2 separate regions of the Homo sapiens genome follow, and region 2 is linked to region 1. Evidence: chromatin loops called from intact Hi-C (ENCODE). Cell type or tissue: PC-3. All regions are shown on one strand. Each heading gives the region's core, and the rest is flanking DNA. Links, peaks and the distances in the headings are about the cores only. Region 1 has its middle 48 kb from the start of TESPA1. Region 2 has its middle 16 kb from the start of MUCL1.

The links. A loop is a pair of places that touch in the nucleus more often than their neighbours do. Peaks named below come from ENCODE experiments on the same cell type or tissue, not always from the same donor. Only the 100,000 strongest peaks of a DNase experiment are listed, where the experiment ranks them.
Region 2: a loop joins it to region 1, with 5 times the contacts of the local background. A loop is called at or near these places in 4 of 110 quality-filtered maps.

Annotation. Positions count from the first base shown.
Region 1 is chr12:54,931,568-54,941,241 of GRCh38, forward strand. It overlaps the pseudogene LOC105369778. Among named protein-coding and RNA genes, the nearest start is that of TESPA1, 48 kb to the right of the region's middle. RefSeq lists an enhancer at 3,424-4,623. In PC-3, for the core only: a CTCF peak has its summit at 3,945; DNase peaks (open chromatin) are centred at 2,084, 3,894 and 5,374; H3K27ac peaks cover 5,784 bases.
Region 2 is chr12:54,865,760-54,875,433 of GRCh38, forward strand. No RefSeq gene overlaps it. Among named protein-coding and RNA genes, the nearest start is that of MUCL1, 16 kb to the left of the region's middle. In PC-3, for the core only: no CTCF peak of the experiment used is centred there; a DNase peak (open chromatin) is centred at 5,072.

The sequences.
Region 1 (9,674 bases), core at 897-8,896:
TGGTTGAGATGCCTGCTATTCCAGTTCCAAGTGCAATAGTGGAGGCAGAAAGTCCTAGACCCACAAGTAAAAGGATTAGTGGGATGACTCTTTTTTGTCATGTTGATGTCATGAGGGGGACAGACAGTTGTTTGTTCCCACCTGCAAACTGGATTTTGGGGGTAAGGAAGACTGGAATACATGTGCCCGTCCAGTTGGCAGGTAGGCACATGTAGGTGGAAGAGCCACATAAAAAGAAGAGACCTTTTGCCAGGCAGAACTGGAAATTTAAAGTGAAAAGGTGAGAGGGTGTACTGAAAGAGGAATCCTGCACCCAAAATCCTAGAGATCCAGCGAGGGTAGCAGCTGTTAGAGGTTGTAATGGGGATTGATGGTGCAACTGTGTAGAGGGCGGGGTTCAGTTTTCATGGTGTATGAAAAAGCACATAGTGTTTACAAGTAACCTTTCACTGCTATTCATGGGGCTGGGTATAAGCAAGCAAGAGGAGGGGCTAGGAGGAGATTCAGATGAGCAGGGGGAGGGTAGCCAATGATGGAGTGAGATGCAGGGTAGGTGTCTTCCTAAACAATAGTGATTGCCAATGTTTTTTAGTTTGTCAGTAATGATAGAGGTCTTATCAGTAATGCAAAGTTGGAATGCTACCATCTGTTTGATAATGTGTGTGGCTGGGTTCTGGAGATAAAGAGTAAAGGAACATGTGGACAGTGGAAGGTTGCCTAAAAGGATTCCAGTAGGCTGTTGTCGGGAGATGCATAAAGGAGCGGCAACAGGGATAGGATAGTTGTTTGTGTGGTTAGGGGTCCAAATTTGGGGGGGGGGGGTGCAATTGACATAAGGAGAAAGGTGCCGTAAGTAGATGCGGAGAAGTGTGGCAGCTTGTTGGTGTGAAATGTCTAGGGAGTTCTCACCATATCTGTCTAGAAAGTAAAGAAGTTCCTCAGGCGGGTAAAGATGAGGGCTATTTTCACTTCTTTTGTGGATCTTTAGTTGCTTCAGGCCATCTGGGTGTATACGTGCAGGTCACAGGGGACATGATGGCTTAGCTTGGGCTCAGAGGCCTGACATTCCCGTCTTCTTGTATTAATAAGAAAAATAAAATGAAATAGTGAAGCGTTGGAGCAGCACAAAATCTCAGAGGCCTGACAAGTAAAGATTTTATTGGGTGAAAAGGGGGGGAAAATGGAAAAACAGAGACTCTTGGTGAAGTGAGAGAGTGTGCTTTCTGCCTTGCAGATTGAATCCCAGGTTCCACCCAGGAAGAGGAGAGGCCAGGCTCCTCCCCACTGCAAATGGCACGAACTTCTGTGGCTCCACCCCAGAGTGCACTCCTCCCAGTGTGCAGACCAGCTGGAGTTTTGCCAGGGAGCCCTTCCCACCTGGCTGTCTCATTATTACCAGATTTTAGCTGAGGCAAATAGCTGATATTTCTGGCTTTTGAGCATCTTTACAAAGGGTAATCTCCCCAGTGAAGCCAATAAGCATTAATAAGGTTATGACTTAACTATGGAAGCGTTCATACAATTTATATGATTACTGAGTACTCTAATTGTAAGGAGAAGTTAAGAATAGCTGGTTGTCAATCTTTATGTTAGTGGAAAGAGGGTTCTCAGATCTCATGAAAGAAAAATTAGGGGTGAGTCCACAGAGTCCACAGAGTAGAGTGAAAGCAAGTTTATCAAGAAAGTAAAAAAATAAAAGGGTGGTTACTCCATAGACAGAGCAGCCCTAATGGCTGTTGTTTGGCTATTTTTATTGTTATTTCTTGATTATATGCTAAGCAAGGGGTGGATTATCTATATGTTTTCCAGTAAAGGGGAAGGCAATTCCTGGAACTGATGGTTCTGCCCCGTTTTAGGCCATACAGGGCAACTTCCTGGCATTGCTGTGGCATTTGTAAACTGTCATGATGCTGTTAGGAGTATCTTTTAGCATGCTAATACATTATAATTAGTGTATAATGAGCAATGAGAATGACTAGAGGTCACTTTCATTGCTATCTTGGATTTGTTGGGTTTTGGCTGGCTTCTTTACCACATCCTGTTTTATCAGTGAGGTCTTTGTGACCTTTATCTTGTGCCAGCCTTCTTTCTCATCCTGTGACTAAGAATGTAGCCCAGCAGGTCTAAGCCTAATTTTACCCATCCCCTATTCAAGATGGAGTCACCTGGTTTGAATACCTCTGGCACTAACTTAGTCATTAAAGAGAATTTTTAAGACAAAATCTCAACTTAGCTGTTATCCAGGAATGAGGCTCAGGCTAAAGACTGCTCTCTACCATTGTAAAAGCAGGAAAAGTCACCTTCCTTTCCAGAAGCAAGCAGAACTCCAGAATGGAATTGTAATAGCAAAATAAACCTTAGATCTCACTCCAATTTTGGGAGATCAAGGCTTCACTGGAGAGGATGAAGCTCCCAGACCTCAGCAAGTTGTCCTATTGGTTTGAGCAATAAAAATAGCCCAAGTTAGTATCAGGCACCGTTAGGAGTTTTGCCACAGGTCAAGGGCCACCTCCACTCAGAATTTCATCATGGTTGCCAATTTGTAAACCTAAAACAGTGTCTCTATTAATTTAAAGGTTCATTTTGTCAAGGTTGAGGTTGTCCCTAGGAAGAAGAGACACAAGCCACGGTAGGATCTGTGGCCCACAATTTTTCCAAAGAGGATTTTGAGGGCTTCAATATTTAAAGTGGAAAAAGTGGGTGGGTGGGGAAAGGAGGAAGGAAAAAAAAGGGAGAATATGGTCACATTCTTGTGAGGCTTGGGTTAGCTATCACTGAATCTACCTGTTACATGTGAAAAGGAAAAGATAGAGGAATAGCCAATTATATATTTGTCTTGCACTTCATAAATCTGTACTTTGCTTAAGTTAAAGTAAACAAAGAGGAGAAGTCAAATATGCATTCATCTCAGGGTGGACAGGGGGACAATTTTTAGTTTCCTTTTGTTCCATACCTGTAAAGATAAGCTGTTAATTTACATTGTCACGGTGAGGGAGGCCCCTTGAGTAGATATATGTCCTCCTGTCTCATAACTATCTGTTTAGGAACAAAAGTAAAGTCAGCATTTTACATGACTCAGTTTCAAAGCTTTATTTTTCCCTTTGGTATAGTGAGTTGGAGTCCTGAGATTTTATTTCCCTTTCACAGGGGTACAGACACATTGAGGATGAAGAGGTTTCAACCATTTTTCTTCTAAGAAGAAAGTATAATAGACTCTTGGGTAGGACCTCAAAAATTGATCATCAGGAATTAATCATCCCTTTCCACTCCCAATAATTCTACCTTTCTACAAGCATAGTTGATTTTTAATCACATTTTTTTTTGAGACAGAATTTTGCTCTTGTTGCCCAGGCTGGAGTGCAATGGCACAATCTCAGCTCACTGCAACCTCCACCTCCCGGGTTCAAGCAATTCTCCTGCCTCAGCCTCCTGAGTAGCTGGGATTACAGGCACCCGCCACCACACCTGGCTAATTTTTTGTATTTTTAGTAGAGACGTGGTTTCACCATGTTGGCCAGGCTGGTCTCAAACTCCTGACCTCAGGTCATCCATCCGTCTCAGCCTCCCGAAATGCTGGGATTACAGGAATGAGCCACCACGCCCGGCCCACATTTCTTAATTGCCATGAATTCTTAAAGGTTTTTCTGAACTCACAGCCCTTTCAATTTTATGGAAAATTTTTGTTTGCAAGGATTTCCAAAGCAGAAGTTTTTAGCACTTGCTCAGTAATCGTCATGTGCTTCCTTATTATTACTGACAGTTAGTTCCCTCTTGGGTCCTTTCTTAACTTTGTTATACTGAAATCTTAGCTCTTTCTCTCCTCCAATTCTTTGGCAGGAAGAACATCCGTTCTCTGTTCTTTGCAGGTAACAACGTGGCTTAGACATGTAAGCAATGACTCAGTTCCTACTCAGTCTGCTCTTTCTTCAGCTGAGTCATCCTGACACCCACTGGACAAACTGAAATAGTCTTAGTCTTTTTTGTGTTGCTATAATAGAATACGTGAGGCTGAGTAATTTATAAAGAACAGAGGTCTTTTACCTCACAATTCTGATGGCTAGAAAGTTTGAGATTGGGCAGCTGTATCTGGTGAGGGCCTCAGGCTGCTTGCAGTCATGGTGGAAAGTAGAAAGGCAGGTCATGCAAACATATCACATGGTGAGACAGGAAGCAAGAGAGAGAAACCAAGGAAGTCAGGCTCTTTTTAACAAACCACTCTCCTACGAACTAATCTATTCCTATGAGAACAAGAGAGAACAAGAACTTGCCCCCACAAGAGAACATTAATCTATTCAGGAGGGATCTTCCCTTATAACCCCAAAACCTCCAACTAGGCCCCACCTCCCAACACTACCACACTGGGGATACAATTCCAACATGAGTTTCAGAGGGAAGAAACTCAAATCTATGGCACAGCCCAATGCATTTTTAAGGCATTTTTAGTAACAAATAAACTTAGAAAAAAAAAAATCTCAACCGTCTCTTTGCAACTGGGCAGGTTCACTTCCTTCTGAAGAACTAGACTCCTCAAGGACAGGAAATGGGCCCAGGCTTCCCTCATACTGTTCCATCGGGTAGCTTCTAAGGCTCTACTTTCAAATTGCTTACCTTGTTTCTTTGGGCATACCTATGAATAGAAGGGCCCAGTGCCTGCATTCTAGTAGTGATATACATTGAGAAACACATTGTATTCAAATGGATAACTTGAGATCTATTTCTGTTGTAGGAACTAACATAGAATTCATTTCAGTGTATAAGAAAGCCTTTAGATCTAACTTGAATCATTCTGGTTGTTTTTAAGCTCATTGAATGTAAAAGTATTTCTTATAATTCATTTGGGGGAGGATAATGCAAGGTAGAAAGAAACCACATGGAAAAATACCTCATGACTAAATCAAAGATTCAAACAATTAATATTGGTAAATCTGAGGTAATCTAGTTTAATATCCTTAGTCTTCATTCGTTCATGTATTTAGTCACAGAGCAACTCAGGCATAAAGCACTATTCTAGCCCTTGAGGATAATAGTGGACAAAAAGGACAAAAATACCTTCCCTCATGAGCTTACATTCTACTAAGGAGAAAGAGACAATGAACACATTAAATAAGTAAACATAAAATGTGAAATAGGATAAGTTCTATGGAGAAAAATTATGGCAGGAAAGGGGTAAATAGAAGATGTGGGCTGGTGCAGGTGGAATTGGAAGTGGATGAGAACACTGAGGCTGAAAGATGGAGAGAGACTTGTCCAGGGTCAGGCAGCAGGTTGGAGCCATGATGAGACAAGAATCAAGGTTTCTTTACCTTCAGTCCTGTGTACATTTCTCTACTCCTCCTGCATGTGCGAAGATCAGAAGGCACCCTTACGCAGATCACTGCATCCTGACTCACCCTGTTGAAAGTCAACAGGTTAAAATGCAGAACAATGTATTTTTTTCTTAAAATGTTGATACAATAACTGGTAAGTTTAGGGAGTGGTGGAATATGAAAAGGGAGTAACTGTGCCTTAAACTGCGACTTGTAAAAAAAATATAATTCCCTGGTATACATTTGACTTGGTTTAGAAAGCACTCTCTTATTCTTTTGTCTGATCTTCACAACAATAACTTGAGAGGAAAGCAAGCTTTATATTATTATCCCCATTTTAACAAATGAGGAAACTCTCAGGGTGCTCTTGAGCTGTCTCTGAATCTAACTAGAGCCAAATACCTGAGAATCTGGCTAACTTGAAGAGCTAACTTGAAATAAACACCCAATCCCTAGATTTTAGCAACTCTGGAGACCTTGTTAAAAATTTAGACAAATTAGATTTAAAAGAATTTATTTGAGCAAGGAATGATTCATGAATCAGTCAGCACTAATGTGATGGTTAATATTAGGTGTCAACTTGGTTGGATTGAAGGATGCCTAGATAGGGGGTAAAGTATTGTTTCTGGGTGTGTCTGTGAGGCTGTTTCCAGAGGAGACTGACATTTGAGTTCATAGACTGGGAGAGGAAAGCCCACCCTCAATGTGTGTGGGCACCTTTCAGTTGGTTGCTAACTCAGCTAGAACAAAGAAGGTGGAAAAAAAGTGGGATAAGCTGGCTTGCTGAGTCTTCTGGCTTTCATCCTCCTCCCATGCCAGATGTTTCCTCCCTTTCCTCCTGCCTTTGGACATCAGCCTCCAGGTTCTTTGGCCTCTGAACACTTGGACTTACACCAGTGGTTTGCCGGGGGCTCTCGGGCCTTTGGCGATAGACTGAAGGCTGCACTGTCGGCTTCCCTGCTTTTGAGCCTTTTGGACTATTGGCTCCTTTCTTCCTCAGTTTACAGGTGGCCTATTGTGGGACTTTGCCTTGAGATCATGTGAGCCAGTTCTCCCTACTCAACTCCTTTCATATATTCATATATCCTATTAGTAATGTCCCTCTAGAAAACCTTGACCAATACAACACAGAACCAGACAAAGTTCAGAAAGCTCAGCCAAGCAGTGTGAGCCGTGAGCTTTTACAGGCTACACACAGAAGCTGAGTAGAGATATCATCTGATAACTAGGAATCTGCCTTATTTGGACATGGTGTGATGAAACATTTGCCTTTTTTGGGCATGATGTGATGAGTTGGCTGCCTGTGATTGATCGAAGTTTAATTATTTATAATTGGCTTTTGTTACAAAAAAAGTTCCAGACATACTCATTTTGTTGTGTTTTATTTTATTGTACTTTGCAGATATTGAACTTATTACAAATTGAAGGTTTGTGGCAACCTTGCATGGAGCAAGTCTATTAGCACCATTTTCCCAATAACATGTGCTCCTTCACGTCTCTGTGTCACATTGTTGATATTCTTGTAATAGTTCAAACTTTTTCGTGCTATGGTGATCTGTGATCAGTGATCCTTAATGTTACTATTGTACTTGTTTTGGGACACCACAAACTGCCCAAATATGATGGCAAAGTTAATTGATAAAGGTTGTGTGTGTCTTCTGACTTTTCCATTGATTGGCTGTCACCTCACCTCATCTTTCTCCCTTTCCTCCGGCCTTCCTATTTCCTGAAACACAACAATATTGAAATTAGGCCAATTAACAACCCTGCAATGGCTTCTAAGTGTTTAAGCCAAAGGAAGAGTCGCATATCCCTCACTTCAAATCAAAAGCTAAAAATGATTACGCTTAGTGAAGAAGCCATATCAAAAGCTGAGATCATCCAACAGCCAGGCCTCTTGCACCAAACAGCCAAGTGGTGAATGCAGAGGGAAAATTCTTAAAAGAAATTAAAGTTGCTACTCTAGTGAACACACAAGTGATAAGAAACTGAAACAGCCTTGTTGCTGATATGAAGAAAGTTTTAGTGATCTGGATAGATCACAGAAGACACAACATTCCCTTAAGCCAAAGCCTAATCCAGACAAAGATTCTAACTCTCTTCTATGAACTTCATAAAACTCTTAGTTCTATGAAGGCTGAGAGAGGTGAGGAAACTGCAGGAAAAAAGTTTGAAACTAGCAGAAGTTGGTTCATGAGGTTTAAGGAAATACATTATCTCTATTGCATAGAAGTGCAAGGTGAAGCAGCAAAGTGCTGATGTAAAAGCTCCCGCAAATTATCCAGAAAATCTAGCTAGGGTAATTGATGGAGGTGGCTACAGTAAACAATGAATTTTCAGTGTAAGTAAAACAACCTTCTATTGGAAGAAGATCCCATCTAGGACTCTCATAACTAGAGAGGAGACATCAATACCTGGCTTCAAAGCTTCAAAGGACAGCCTGATTCTTGTTAGGGTCTAACGCAGTTGGAGGTTTAAGTTGAAGACAACCTTCATTGACCATTCCAAAAATCCTAGCGTCCTTGAGAATTATACTAAAACTATTCTGCTTATGCTGTATAGATGGAAAAAAGCCTGGATGGATGACAGCACATCTTTTTATAGCATGGTTTACTGAATATGTTAAGCCCACTGTTGAAATCTACTGCTCAGAAAAAAAATATTATTTTTCAAAATATTACTGTTCATTGACAATGCACCTGGCCACTCAAGAGCTCTGATGGAGATGTACAAGACAATTAATCTTTTTCATATCTACTAACAAAACATTTGTTCTGCAGCTCATTAAGGAGTAACTTCAACTTTTAAGTTGTATGTTTAAGAAATACATTTTGTAAGGCTTTACAAAATGGATGGATCTGGGCAAAGTAAATAAAAAACCTTCGGGAAAGAATTTGCCATTCTAGATGCCATTAAGAACATTTGTGATTCACGGGTGAAGTCAAAATATCAACATTAACAGGAATTTGGAAGGTGTTGATTCCAACACTCAAGGATGACTTTGAAGGGTTCAAGACTTCAGTAGAGGAAATAACTGTAGATGTGGTGGAAATAGCGAGAGAACTAGAATTAGAAGTGAAGCCTGAAGATGTCATGGAATTGCTGCTTTGATAAAACTAACAAATGAGGCAGGGAGTGGTGGCTCATGCCTATAATACCAGCACTTTAGGAGGCTGAGGCAGGTGTGTCACCTGAGGTCAGGAGTTTGAGACCAGGTTGGCCAACATGGTGAAACCCTGTCTCTGCTAGAAATACAAAAATTAGCCAGCCGTGGTGGAGCGTGCCTGTAATCCCAGCTACTGGGGAGGCTTAGGCAGGAGAATCGCTTGAACCCAGGAGGTGGAGGCTGCAGTGAGCCCAGATCGCACCATTGCACTCCAGCCTGGGTAACAAGAGTAAAACCCCATCTCAAAAAAAAAAAAAAAAAAAAAAAAGCAGTTATTTCATATGGATTAGCAAAGAAATTGGTTTCCTGAGATGCAATGTACTCCTGGTGAAGACGTTGTAAACATTGTTGAAATAACAACAAAAGATTTAGACTATTACATAATCTCAATTGATAAAGTGGCAGTGGGGATTGAGAGGATTAACTCAAATTTTGAAAGAAGTTCTGTTGTGGGTAAAATGCTATCAAACAGCATTGAAAGCTACAGAGAAATCTTTCACGAAAGAGTCAATCATCGCACAAACTTTATTGTTTTATTTTAAGAAATTGCTACAGCCACACCAATTGTTAGCAACCACCACCCTGATCAGTCATCAGCTATCAACATGGAAGCAAGACCCTCTACCAGCAACAAGGTTACAGCCTGCTGAAGCTTCAGATGATCATTGGCATTTTTTAAATAATTAATAGAATATTTGAATATTAAGATGTGTACTTTTTTTTGACATAATGTGATCACACACTTAATAGATGGCAGTATAGTGTAAACATAACGTTTATATGCACTGGGAAACTAAAAATTCATATGACTCACTTTACTGCGATATTTGCTTTATTGCAGTGGTCTAGAACTGAATATGCAATATCTGAGAATCCGGATGAGGTAGTCCTGTGCTCTTAAATTAGGTTGCAGTTTGTTAGAAAGCAACTCAAAGTACATTCACAGCCTCAGGCTAACAGCCTCCTACTTTTAAAATTTAACAGTCTGTATCTTCTCCAAGCCAGATGAATGCTTCCTCTCCCTCACTTCCCATCCAAGCCGTCCCCACTGCCGTATTCCACCCAGTAGCCTCAGAGGCCTCTCTGTAGCTCAGGAAAGTGATCTCCTAAAGGCTTCTCCACCCATGTCACTTTCCTTGGAATTAGCTCCCTGTAATGACCTTGGCTTTCCCTGGCCTCCCCTTAGAATTCACTTAGGAAGT
Region 2 (9,674 bases), core at 574-8,573, 66 kb before region 1:
GTGTATTAGTCTGTTCTCACAATGCTAATAAAGACATACCCAAGGGTGGGTAGTTTATAAAAGAAAGAGGTTTAATTGACTCACAGTTCCACATGGCTGGGGAAACCTCATAAATAGTGTTCATCCCCTGAAATGATCTCAGGTTGCAAAACACAGTAGTTTATACCCAACCCAATGTTTGTAGGTTGGAATGTGGTGATTGCGATGGAAAAAAACAGTGGGTTTAGGGATGCAGAGAGGGGAGCATTGGGCCCTAAATTCAAGATGTCCCTCCTCATTTGATATGGTTTGGCTGTGTTCCCACCCAAATCCCACAATGAATTGTAATAATTCCCATGTGTCAAGGGCAGGGCCAGGTGAAGATAATTGAATCACAGGAGCAGTTTCACCCACACTGTTCTCATGGTAGTGAATAAGTCGCATGAGATCCGATGGTTATAAAAATGGGAGTTCCCCTGCACAAGCTCTCTTGCCTGCCACGATGTAAGATGTGACTTTGCTCCTCCTTTGCCTTCTTTTTTATTTTATTTTATTTTTGAGAAGAAGTCTTGCTCTGTCACCCAGGCTGGAGTGCAGTGGCACAATCTCAGCTCACTGCAACCTCTGCCCTTGGGGTTCAAGCGATTCTCGTGCCTTAGCCTCCTGAATAGCTGGGATTACAGGCATGCAGCACCACGCCTGGCTAATTTTTGTATTTTTAGTAGAGACAGGGTTTTGCCATGTTGGACAGGCTGGTTTTGAACTCCTGACCTCAAGTGATCCACTCTCCTCAGCCTCCCAAAGGGCTGAGATTACAGGTGTGAGCCACCATGTCTGGACTCCTTTGCCTTCTGATAGGTAGTTTTTTGATTCTCATCCTCACCCTCAACCCTCGAGTAGGTCCCAGTGTCCATTGTTCCATTCTTTGTGTCCATGTGTACTAAATGTTTAGCTTCCATTTATAAGTGAAAACATGTGGTATTTGGTTTTCTGTTCTTGTATTAATCCATTTAGGATAATGGCCGCCAGCTCCATCCATGTTGCGGCAAACGACATGATTTTATTTTATTTTTTTAGGGCTGCATGGTATTCCATGGTGTATATGTACCACATTTTCTTAATCCAGTCCACAATTGATAGGCATCTAGGTTGATTCCATGTCTTTGCTATTATTGTTAATAGTGCTGGGATGAACATACACGTGCATGTGTCTTCATGGCGAACAGTTTATATTCATTTGGGTAAATAAAAAGTAATGGGATTGCTGGGTTGACTGGTAGCTCTGTTTTAAGTTCTTCGAGAAATTGCCAAACTGCTTTCCACAGTGGCTGAATTAATTTACACTCCTGCCAACATTGTATAAGTGTTCTCTTTTCTCTGCAACCTTACCAGCATCTGTTATTTTCCTGACTTTTTAATAATAGCCATTTTGACTGGTGTGAGATGGTATCTCATTGTGGTTTTGATTTGCATTGCTCTAATGATTAGAGATGCTGAGTATATTTTTGTAAATTTGTTAGCTGTGTGTATGTCTTCTAAGAAATGTCTGTTCATGTTCTTTGTCCATTTTTTAAATGGGGTTATTTGTTTTCTGCTTGTTGATTTGTTCAAGTTCCTTATAGATTTTGGACATTGGACCTTTGTCAGATGCATAGTTTGCAAATATCTTCTCTCAATCTGCAGGTTGTCTGTTTACTCAGTTGATAGTTTCTTTTACTGTGAAGAGATGCTCTTTTGTTTAATTAGGTCTCACTTGTTAATTTTTTGTTTTTGTTGCAATTGCTTTTGGAGTCTTCATAATGAAATCTTTGCCAGGGCTGATGTCCAGAATGGTATTTCCTAGGTTTTCTTCTAGGGTTTTTATAGTTTTAGGTTTTACATTTAAGTTTCTAATTCATCTTGAGTTGATTTTTGTATATGGTGAAAGGAAAGGGTCCAGTTTCAATCTTCTGCATATGGCTAGCATGTTATCTCAGCACCATTTATTGAATAGGGAATCCCTTCTCCATTGCTTATTTTGTTGGCTTTGTCAAAGATCAGATGGTTGGAGGTGTGCGGCATTATTTCTCTACCCTGTTCCATAGGTCTATATGTCTCTTTTTTGTATTGTTCTATGCCATTTGGTTACTGTAGCCTTGTGGTATAGTTTGAAGTCAGGTAGCATGATGCATCCAGTTTTGTTCTTTTTGCTTATGATTGCTTTGGCTATTTGGGCTCCTTTTTGGTTTTCATATTAATTTTAGAAAAGTTTTTTTCTAATTCTATGAAAAACGTCATTAGTTCCATAGAAATAGCCTTGAATCTGTAAATTGCTTTGGGTAGTATGGCCATTTTGCCAATGTTGATTCTTCCTATTCATGAGCATGGAATGTTTTTCTATTTGTTTGTGTTATCTCTGTTTTCTTTCAGCAGTGTTTTGTAATTCTCACTGTGGAGATCTTCACTTCCCTGGCTACCTGTGTTCCTGGGTATTTTTGTTCAACATTCCTTTGGTGGCTATTATGAATGGAATTGTGTTCTTGATTTGGCTCTCAGCTTGGATGTTGTTAGTGTATAGAAATGCTACCAGCTTTTAAAAATTGATTTTGTTTCCTGAAATTTTGTTAGAGTTGTTTATCAGATCTAGGAGCCTTTGGGAAGAGACATTTGGATTTTCTAGGTATAGAATCGTATCATCTGCAGAGATAGTTTGACTGCCTCTCTTCCTATTTAGATGCCTTCTTTTTTTTTCATTTGCTTGATTGTTCTGGCTAGGACTTCCTAAAATCCTTCAAGTTGGGAAGATTCAAGACTTACCAGATTTATGTCTTTTTTGGAGGTGATGATAGGATGGTCCTCTAAAGAAGAAAAGAAGAAATTTATAGTTTTACAGTGTAACATATTTGGGAAACAGTGAGGGAAACATTAGGAGTATATGGTCTCTTCCCCAATGAATAGCCCCTTGCTGAAAAATAACTTGTATCAGTAGTTGTGGAGCAAGAGTAGGTTTACCTCAACCCAAACTTTGGTTCTTAAAATGTTTAATGTTATAGGCGTTTTACTCACATCAAGAAAATAATGACAAAAAAAAAAAGAAAATAATGACTACTTCCCTTCCTTACAAGGTATATTGAGATTGAGTACAATGGAATCTGTGCTACCCAGTATGCACAGTCATATGGAGAAATAAAGGACTTAACATCGGACTGACTGATGTGTAGACTTTATTTCTCTCAATCTAATCTGCTCTAGCTCTGTAGACAAGTGTCTGACCTATACTTTCCTTCCTATGCCATCAGGAAGGATTCAAATGCCCAGTTAAATTCAGTCCTCACAAAGGAAGTTTATTTGGATGGCTAACAATCCTTCTCCATTTAGACTCAATATAAGAAGGCTAAACTTGGATCTAAATTGTAAATCTGTCTTTGGCTTGAGGGTGGGCACAACACAAAGTATGTGGTTAGAGAGAATAATGAGACCAGTAACTGAAAGACATAATTAACATCAATCCACCCTCCTTCAATTAATTAAGTCTCCTTCAAATATGCTTGATTAAAAATTTTAAAATTCAATTTTGGGGTACTATTTGGACATATGGCTATTTACTAGGAGATTGTCATGCCCATTGATATCAGGAATGGCAAGGACTTCATGATAAAGTGTGGCAGGACAGCTCTACTGCTGAGGAAAAGGATAGAAACTGGGTTCCAGGCCCAGCTCACAGATTTGTTAACACTAGAGAAATACAGGTACTAGGAAGAAACTTTAGCTCTCATGTGCAATAGGATGGTTCAACCCGATAAGAATTGTTTGCAGAGAAACAACCATTTGAAGAACCAACAACTCAACCTGAGAGCTGAAGGCTAGAACACAGGTGTTTGGATTTGCGGTGAGCCCTACTTTTTGTCACCTGCTGGTCAGACTTCAACTTCGGTGGCTAGTCACTACCAAGCTGTGACTCCTTTAACTAAAATATTTGTGTGACAGCAGTCATATTAAACCTTTTTTTGAGGATATGACTTCTAGTGGAGAAATTACATGAGCTTGATATATCTTTTTTTCCACTGAGTTCTTTCTCCTCACCTGTCTTTAGTAAGCTTGTTATACTAATTAAGCCCTTTGACACCTTTCGCTTGCACCATTCACTAAGCATATAAGTATTCTCATATTTTTCCATTCTTAAAATAATTATTTTCTCTACATTTCACCTCATCTATCTACCAAATCATTTATTCTTTTTCCATTTGTAATAAACCTTTCACAGCGGTGAAGGAGTGTGGATGTGCTAAGTTGGCAATATTCAGTCAATAATTATAATAAGGATTGAAGAAGTCTTGGAAGTTTTATTATCTGGTGGGTGAAGTGAGAGTGAATGTCAGTTCATCTTCCTTAACAATTTCTGTCCCAATAACCTTAATGGAGTTGACTTGAATCAGAGAATTTGTAGTCTCACAGTTTGTGGAATACTGAAACACTGATATAGAAACTCCTGAAAGCAGCAGGATAAATATTTGAACAGAAGAGTGCTCATGTGAAGTTTGATCCAGCATGCCACTCAACATCAGGCTGCTCAGGAAATTAAGCAGTGCCTTACTGATATGAGCCAAAAAGTAACCAGTCATTTGCGTATGAAGGACAATAAAAAATAATCAAGTTATACTGTATGTATCCTACATTTTCAAAGTGTGGATTGCAACTTGGAGCCACTATTTCTTTTGTCCTCTTTCCCCCATCTCTGTTATGGACATGATAGTCTGTGGGAAAGATACATACACATACAAACATACATTCACACATCCTGAGATAGATGTGCTTGGTTTTTGGAATTTTATCCCAGTAAGAGAGGAAAACAGCAGATATTTTGTCTACACTTTGGCATTTTAAAGAGTGCTAAGGATTTTTCTAATTCTAAAGCTCTACCTTGTATATAAAGATAATTTTTTTTCCCTGTAGACCAGGAGTCAGCAAACTTTAAATGAGCAGACAGACTTTATGGGGGCATATATTCTGTCGGAACTAGTCAACATCGCTATTGTAGTGCAGCTGTAGACAATAGGTAAACAGATGGGTGTGACTACGTTCCAATGAAGCTTCCTTTACAAACAGGTGGTGGCCCAATAGTCCTGTGACTCATCTTTTGATGATTCCCTTAGACTCAAGCTGAACAGTTTTCCATTTTAGAATACTTGACTATGTGCTAGTTTAGTATATCTTCCGTTTATCTCTAAGCCAGTCTTTCTAACCTTAGGCCAAACTCTTGAATTTATTTAATTACGTTAATGATGGTTAAGAAGATGATGACATCTACTAGTTATGGAGATCCAGAAATATTTTAGGTTCTTTTTATATGTATAGTCAATTATCAATATTTGCAGGAGTTATGTTCTAAAAAGTCTCCACAAACTCTGAATTTGTGCCTAATGAACCATTGTTCTTAGCATAGTAAAGGGTTATATTCCTGAAAGCCTCTGGCACATTTTTGTCAACTGATCAAAGCAAAACTTTATTAAAATAATGTGTGTTTCTGTTTTAAAGTTATTCTATTTAATATATATTCTGATTTATTAACATTGAACTCATGTCCAACAGCGTTATAATTCATGTCTCAATGATGTTTATCTAACCCACATATTTTTTCCCTATGGCACATCACAGTGTTTTTGTACTTTGGAACACTGGACAGCACTTCAGTACTATGCTTGCAAGACATTTTAAACAGTGAAATCATCAAGAAAATTAATAAAAATATGAAAACATGGCACTGAGTAGATCACTCACTAACAAAACTTTACAGTATGAGAACTGAAACAAGGAGGCAGAGCATTGCCTTGTTCATCCTCAGCTGGAAACATGCACATCGGTGACAAAGTTTTCACCAGCTCTGCATGTCCATAAAGGACCATGAAAGTACACTGAGTATTGACTTTGGGCTTAGAAATAAGCTTTAGCAAGTAGACAGATGTGCAGATATGCAACCTATGAATAATGAGGATTGACTCTAACTTTAATAGATTATTTAAAATATGATATTTTATTAATATTCCCATTTTACAATTGGGGAACTAGAAGGTTAATCCTTAAATAAATTTTACAAAGTTACACAGTTAGTAAATGGAGAACCCTGTATTTTAGCTTTTGTTATACGATCTTAAGCAAATGATTTAATTTTGTTACGCAGAAACTGTGTGTTACATTAGGAATGTTAAAATAAATTTATAATTATTTACTTGGAAATATCCACCTTGATCCTCACTAGATTTCAGGTTGTATGAGTTTTGGCTATCTGTAAATGCAGGTCTCTTTGCTATGCTTTCTCATATGCTGTTTGTTGAAAGTGTGGCAATGGCATTGAAAGTGAATAGAGTGGGACAAACACATCATTGCATTATTTAAAGAAATTTAAGCATAAAAGAGGGGATATTGAGGGCAATTCTTAAACTGTTAATAATGCTAACAATAGTAACATTTAATAACATCATAGGCATATGCTAAATCCTTTCCATAGGTTATCTCATTGTTTTCCTCTCAGACCGTATGGTTTACAAGTATTATCATTCTTATTTTATAGAAAAGAACACTATGACTCAATAAAGTTATGTCATGCAAAGATCACAACAGCTACTAGGAATCAAAGCTTGGTTTTAATCCAACTACTTATCCTGTTATATTATTTTTACTTTAGATTTAAATATATTTGGGAAATCTTTTGATTATTTATGAAAATTGAAAGATTCAGAGAGAAAGACACAAGTTGTCATGGAGACAAAAATCAAATTCAGATACCTTGTACTCTTTTTGGTCCTATACCATTGCATTCAGCTGTCTTCAAAGTTCCATAAAAGTTAAGAAATGGCAATATGAGTTCTCAAGGTGTATGTGTGCATAATGCTCAAGCTCTCCTTGGTCTTAGGAAACTTTGTGCTCATGTAGTTGTGAGGGCATGAAACACTTTACACGGTCCCTAAAATTCCACATTCTTGACTTACTTATAGAGAACAAATATTTTCTGATGCATCTGTAAACTTTGTTTTGTCTTTATCTTTGTAAGTCTTTGAGTTCTGGAACCTACATCTCATTTTCATTTCCTACTCTATTCTGATCCATTTTCTTGAAGGATAGTCAATAGCCCCAAGAGGAAGGTTGCTTTATTTAATTGGGTTAATTTATTATTACTATTAATAAAATTAATATTGGTTTTGTCTGTTACATTAAGGATTTTCACAAATACTGGTGATGACAGTAGTAGAAGAGTAAGAAGTCAGAAGAACAAAAAATGTGACTCTAAGAACTTAAAATACAATCAGGAACACAAACATAAATATTTCTAGTAATTTCTAGTAATTTGCTGATAAATATTTTTAAAACATTTTTTAAAACATAAAGTCTTCTATTTATAGCATTTTTTGGTTTCTAGGGTACAATGTTTCTACCATGGCTAATTTATTTATTACCTTAAAGGTAAATGAATTAATCTAATCTCCTCACTGAAAAGGCAGTGGCTGAATGGATGAAAAATATAAGACTGAAAGTATAAGCTGTCTATAAGAAGCTCACTTTGAAATGAAGAATAGACATAGGCTAGAAGTAGGGGAGAATTTCTTTTTTTTTTTTTTTTTTTTTACAAATGCCAGCAAAAGACAATAGGATGACTATACTTATATCAGACAAAATAGACTTGAAGTTAAAATCTGACACACTAGACAAGGGCTCTGTACAGTGATAAGGCGGCCAATTAATCAAGAGGCTACTAAAATTGTAAATATATATACACCCAGCATATGCACAACTAAATATATAAGGCAAACATTGACAGAACTGTAGGGAGAAATAGATAACAATACAGTAATAGTAGAACTCTTCAATACCCTACTTTCAGTAGTAGATAGCAAATCCAGGCAAAAGACCAATAAGGAAACAGAGGACTTGAATAACACTGTAGACCAAATGGACTTAAAAGACATATACAGAGCATTCCACCTACCAGTAGAAGAATACAGATTCTTCTTAAGCATGTAGGTCTTTCTCCAGGATAGACCACATGTTAAGTTACAGATCTTAACAAATTTAAAAAGATTCAAATTTAACTAAAAATCATTTCTGACCACCATGAAATAAAACTAGAAAGCAACAGCAGAAAGAAACCTAAAAAATTTACAAATATGTGGAAATTAAATAACAAACTCTCGAACAACCACTGGGTCAAAGGAAAAAATAAAAAGAAATTAGAAATTACAAAAATGAAGTACAACATACTAAAACTTACAGAATGCACCAAAATAGTATTAAGAGGGAAGTTCATAGCAATAAATGCCTATATTAAAAAAAGAAAAATCTTAAAGAACCTAAATTTATACTTAAAGGGGCTATAAAAGAAGAATAAACTAAACCCAAGGTTAGCAGAGGAAAGAAAAAACAAAGATTAGAGAAGAAATAAATGAAAAATTTATTATAATGACATTAGAAAACCCTCAGTAAGACTAAGAGTTGGTTTTCTGAAAAGGTAAAAAAAAATCGACAAACTCTTAGCTAGACTTAGAAAAAAAGACAAAAGGCTCAAATAAATAATACCAAAAATGAAAGAAAATATGTTACTACTAATGCCACAGAAATGAAAATGATCATAAGACACAACTATGAAAAATTATACACCAGTAAACTATAACCTAAAATAAATGGATAAATTCCTACACATATACAATCTATCAACATTAAATAATACAGAAATAGAATGTTTACAACAGGCTTATAATTTGCATAAAGATTGATTCAGTAATTTAAAAATTCCCAACAAAGAAAAGCTTAGGACCAGACGGTTTCATGGGTGAATTCTACCAAATATTTAAAGAATTAACCCTAATATTTCTCAAGCTCTTCCTAAAATATTGAAGAGAAGAAGGCTGTTAAACTGTTCCTGTTTACAGACAATATAACCTGATTTGTAGAAAACCCTAAAGACTCCACCAAAAAGCTGTTAGAACTAACAAACACATTCAGTAAAGTTGTAGGACATGAAAACAACATGTAAAAATCAGTTGCAATTCTATAAACTAACAACAAAATCTCTGAAAAAAAATTAGGAAAACAACCCCATTTGCGATAGCACCAAAAAGAATAAATACTTAGAAATGAACTGCACTAAGAAGGTAAAAGACTCTTATACTGAAACAATAATAATGGATAAAAGAAATTAAAGCCTCAAATAATAGAAAGATATCCTGTGTTTATGAATTGGAAGACTTAATGTTATTAAAGTCTTTACTATTCAAAGTGATCTACAGATTCAGTGCAATCCTTGTCAAAATGTCAATGGCGTTTTGGATTAAAATGGAAAAAACAATTGTAAGATTTAGGCAAATCCACAAAACACCATGAACAACCAAATCAATCCTGAGAAAGAACAAAGCTGGAAACATCATACTTCCTGATTAAAATATTTTAGAAAGCTACAGTAATTAAAACAGTACGATGTTGCTATAAAGACAGACATATAGACCAATGAAACAGAACAGACAGCCCAGAAATAAATCCATACATATATGGTCAGCTGATCTCCAATAAGGATGCTAAGATAAATAATGGAAAAATGATAGTCTCTTCAACAATTGGTGTAGGAAAAGTGGAAATCCACTTAAAAAGAATAAAATTTGACCCTTATCCTGCATCAGACAGAAGAACAATCCTAAAATAAATTAAAGACTTAAATGAAAGACCTGAAA